Linked DNA regions of Homo sapiens: region 2 is linked to region 1. A link is a loop called in an ENCODE intact Hi-C map of the cell type or tissue named here. Cell type or tissue: dorsolateral prefrontal cortex. All regions are shown on one strand.

The links. Hi-C counts contacts between places; a loop is a spot of excess contacts. Peaks named below come from ENCODE experiments on the same cell type or tissue, not always from the same donor. Only the 100,000 strongest peaks of a DNase experiment are listed, where the experiment ranks them.
Region 2: a loop joins it to region 1, with 4 times the contacts of the local background. A loop is called at or near these places in 4 of 110 quality-filtered maps.

What each region holds. Positions count from the first base shown.
Region 1 is chr2:22,853,426-22,855,925 of GRCh38, reverse strand. No RefSeq gene overlaps it. Among named protein-coding and RNA genes, the nearest start is that of LINC01830, 310 kb to the right of the region's middle. In dorsolateral prefrontal cortex, a CTCF peak has its summit at 971; DNase peaks (open chromatin) are centred at 45 and 1,145; H3K4me3 peaks cover 365 bases; H3K27ac peaks cover 1,560 bases.
Region 2 is chr2:23,036,803-23,039,302 of GRCh38, reverse strand. The region is part of intron 3 of LOC107985792 (a long non-coding RNA gene); the gene reads left to right. Among named protein-coding and RNA genes, the nearest start is that of KLHL29, 350 kb to the left of the region's middle. In dorsolateral prefrontal cortex, a CTCF peak has its summit at 1,554; a DNase peak (open chromatin) is centred at 1,452.

The sequences.
Region 1 (2,500 bases):
TGGAGGCTTGGCATCTGCTCAGCAGCTGCCGCAATACCGCGCTGTTGGCCTTCCCCACAGCCTCGGGGGAGCCCCGCTCCAGGCTTGTGCCACTCCACTGACTCCAGAAAGCTGTACGTTTCCACCATGGGGAGTGAGATAAGTGTGTTTATCAACTGCCAGGCTTGGAATGAGAGGCTTCTCCTTATGGAAATGCATCAGTCACTTCTCATGACTGACCTTTTGTGGTAGTTCTTCTTGTAAATGATGTTTTGCTTTTCCTGATTGCAGAAAAAAATGAGAGCTTCATAATTAAGCGTGTGGTAGACAATATGGTAGTGGCTCTCTGTTTTCCCAGTCATCTCAAAACAGCATTCTGCAGTAAGGTTTGGGGTAGCAGCTTTGGAAAAGATGAGACAGATTGAGAATTCCTCCAGGCTTCCTGGCTACAGTTGTCCAAACAGATAGTAGGTGATTTCTATATGACACTTGACCTGAAAGAATGCCCCAGGTTTTTGACCAGGAATCTTCCATATATCAGTTTTAAGTGGAAAACCCCACTGAGGCCTCCTGTGTTTATTCTACGTAGTGTACCATGGAGCCTAAGCGCACAGCTTGCATTTCAAAATTGGAACAAAGGGACATTTGTTCTCTTTCCTGAATGGCTACAAAGCATTTCTGAGACCATTGTGAGGCATAATTATGTTGATTTGACTTAGGCCAGAATCAATGGATTGTTTTCCTGAGAAAGATGACTTTCACTTCTCTACCCACCTGCCCCCCACCCCACCACATCTCCTTTGGAAATAGCCTGTAAGAACATCATCTCTTGCGCTTATTAGTGACACTTCTAGGGCTATTCCTATTAAATAAATAGTTTTGAGGTCAACATGAGACACCGACTGGAATGTAACAAAAAGTTACCAAAATAGAACAGTCCTCTTTGTGATCATTAAGACAATGTTTAAAAGGGAGAAATCTATACTATTGACCCAACTTTGATATTTTCTGCTTTAGTTTAGGGTTGTCACCGCAAATCTCAGTTATTAAACTCATTACATGTTGCAGAGGCTCCCTAAGCTGTGTGATTAATAAACCTCTTCTGAATGGAGTCGTCACAAATAGTGTAGTATTCTCTGGTGTATGAGAAATACAGCCACCCGGGCCAGCCAGTGCCATCTACAGCCCAAGATAGCACATTTTGTGTGAGAGCTTTCTGATCAACTCTTGGATTCTAAATCTCTTACACTACATACATCTTAAGTTGTGCTGAATGACAAATAAATCTTGCTGACATTATTGTGGGTAACTGTTCTTTATTGATTTTGGGTAAGTGTCATCAAGAAGCCTTCTCATGACCAAGGAGGGATACTGAGGGACGCCAAGGTCACAGGCAACTCAGTTTGGCTCATCTGTCACCATTTATATTCTCTCCACAAATACTTAGCCTGGTAGTTAAAATATCTAACTCATATAATAACATCAACAAGAGCAGGTACATTAACTACTACTTATTGAGTAGAATTAAGTGATGGTAATTAATCCCTTGATATTGTGAATGGGAGCTTCTTGTTTGAAATTTAGGTTATATGACTGTATCAGTCTGTTCTCACACTGCTCATAAAGACATATCCGAGGCTGGGTAATTTATAAATGAAAAGAGGTTTCATGGACTCACAGTTCCGCGTGGCTGACGAGGCCTCACAATCATGGCAGAAAGCAAAGGAGGAGCAAAGTCATGTCTTACATGGTGGCAGGCAAGAAAGAATGAGAGTCAAGTGAAAGGGAAAGCCCCTTATAAAACCATCAGATTCCATGAGACTTATTTACTACCATGAGAACAGTATGGGGGAAACAGCCCCCAGGATTAAATTAGCTCCCACTGCTCCCACAACATGTCAGAATTATGGGAGCTACAATTCAAGATGAGATTTGGGTGGGGACACAGCCAAACCATATCAATTACTCTAAGGCTTGTCATTGTGTCCCCTGAAGGAATTGGACATTAACTGTGGAAGACATTTGTTTTAGACAGGAAAACCAGAATTTGAAAGGTAGATCCCATAGAGATTGAGAAGACTTGTAGACTGTCTCAAAGCTTTATTCTCTTTGATTTAGACTTTGAAAATGGGAACACAGCTGTGTGATTGTGGATCCCTGCCCATAGGTAGGATGGGGCCCAGATTATGGGAGTCTTAAGGGGCAAGCTGCATTCTATAGTTAGATTATCATGGGTTATGCTTTGTAGAGTTTTACTTGTGTTCTTCTCTCTGTCTTACAATTTGAGATTCTTGGAAGAAAAATACTATTAATTTTATAACCTCTTCTCAAATTATATAGTAGGGTATTAAAAAAAGAATTTTGGCTTCCTCACTGGGCTAGGACATGGCTTACAACAGAAACCATATTTTCCTAGGCTGGACACCATGGCTCACACCTGTAATCCCAGCATTTTGGGAGGCCGAGGTGGGTGGATCACTTGAGGTCAGGAGTTTAAGACCAGCTTGACCATCATGGTGAG
Region 2 (2,500 bases), 180 kb before region 1:
CCTTGACTACTCAAACCAGCAGTAATTATAGGATCACAAACTCAGGGAAGTTCAAGGCTAGAAGGGTCTTAAAAATCACTCCAGGCTGGGCGCAGTGGCTCACGCCCGTAATCCCAGCACTTTGGGAGGCTGAGGCGGGTGGATCACCTGAGGTCAGGAGTTTGAGACCAGCCTGGTCAACATGGTGAAACTCTGTCTCTATTAAAAATGCAAAAATTAGCTGGGCGTAGTGGTGGGTGCCTGTAGTTCCAGCTACTCAGGAGGCTGAGGCAGGAGAATCACTTGAACCCATGAGGTGGAGGTTGCAGTAAGCCAAGATTGTGCCATTTCATGCCAGCCTGGGTGACAAGAGTGAAACTGCATCTCAAAAAAAAAAAAAAAAACAAAAAAAAGTCACTCTAGTTTCCCTGTTCTTCAAGGAAGAAATTCCTTAGAAAGTATCTCTCACTGTGGGCCTCCAACTTCTGTTTGAATACTGCTAGCAATGGGCAATTCATGACCTCTTGTGTAGCGTACTGCTTAGGAACTCCTACTCTGGAACCAAACACAGTTAGGTTTGCAGTCAGCTCTGCCCCTTACTAATTGGTTTTTCTTCGGCAGTTTTTGCCACCTCTTTGTGTCTAAGTGTCTTCATCTCAAAAATGGAGTTAATAATAATCTCTACTTCATAGGGCTGTTGGCCTATCCTTGGTTTGGACCAAGGTTGTGTCTTTTAAAGGCTAGGCTTTATAAAATATACTTTTAGAAAAATTTTGTTCTTTCATTTTTTAAGGAAGTCAAGGTTAATAGATATCTGAACTGTGGAATAAAGCCAACATGTCTATGTAGACATCTATACAGACACATATTGCACTCCGGACAGTTGATATTTGTGTGTAAGTTTGCTTGGGCTGCCATAGCAGAGTACTGCAGCCGGGAGCCTTAAACAATAGAAATTTATTGTCTCAGCAGGGTTGGTTCCTCCTGAGGCTGTAAAAGAAGGACTGGTTCAAGGCCTTCCTTCTTGGCTTGTAGATGGCTGTTTTCTCCCTGTCTCCTCACATCTTCCCTCTGTGTCTGTTTCTGTATCCAGAATTTCCTTTTTTAAAAGTACAGCAGTCATACTGGATTAGGGCCTACCCTAATGATCTCATTTTAACTGATTACCTCTGTAAAGACCCCATCTCCAAATAAGGGCACATTCTGTGGTACTAGGAGTTAGTATTCCAACATATCTTTTTCTAGAGGGGATACAATTCAACCCATAATATTGGGTAATGGACAACGTACCAGGCTTGGCATCTAGAGGCCTTGGAATGGATCCCAGTTCTATTAATGACTGGTTGTGTGACTCTGGCTGAGTCTCCAGATCTGCATTTTGCAGCTGTGCATTGGACAGATTAAATTGGATGACAACCCGGGTCCCTTCTAGCACTACAGGTCTAAGGATTGAGTGATCCATTTGTTTTGACAATGAACTGATGGAGATTCAAAGGGACGATTCTCAATATGGAGCTTGGAGAGTGGGAACACAGATGTTTGTGAGTGGGGAGTCTTATGCAGTTCACTTGTCCCCAGACCACACCAACTGCATTGTAAGAAATGGACAGTGGCTTTCCACTGTTCTGAAAGAGTCCTTTCTTTCTCTGCCATCCTGTTTACAATCCTGTTGCTTGGTGAATGGCCCTATTTTAGCTACAGTGTGGTATTTTTATGGACTTAAAAGCTCCATAAAGCAATGATTTCGGGTAAGGTAGTTGAGGAATTCAGTGACTTTAAGAACATATTTGTAATATTTCACAAAAATAAGCCAACTTTTACCTTTTATGGGAATAAACATTTTCAACTGGGAGAGTTGCATTTTTTTTCTCCTCTACTCTAATTCTTAGAATAGTCTTGCAAAAAATGGCACCCAGTAGAGTCCTTTGTGCATTTTTGCCTTTTGTCATATTGTTATAGTCATTGCAGGATGGTTTTATTTTTGTTAAATGACAGTTTAAATGTTGATCCATTTCAGCAGAGCACTGAAGCCATCAGCATATAATTGCATTAATATTAATTCTCATCTCAAAGAGAAAGGGGTTTTGTAATCATTTGTTATTTAACCCCAGCTGCAACCTTCCCAGAAAAGAAGAGGACAAGTTGACAGATCCATGCACGCTCTAAGATGAGCTGTTGTGCTGTCTCTCCATTCAGGGCCAGAGTGGGTAGGGGACCCCTCCTATCACCAAGCATAGTCCTGGGCACACATCAAGATTTTCATAAAAGGAAAGGGAGATTCGTGGTTATTGCCGGATTCAGGAATCTAGACTTAAGCCTTATGCAGGGAAAGGTTCAGAGTTGTTGATGTTTGTCAGATGTAACTAGGAGATTCTCTCAAAACAGATGTACCCTGGGTCATCTCTGATTTTGATGCACTTGCTGATACAGTGATGCGTTTGCCAAAGTTTTCTTTTGGAGAAAGCAACTCCTGTTGGGATTTGGAGTAGGATGTCTGCCAGTGGAAGAAAACTTCCCTCAC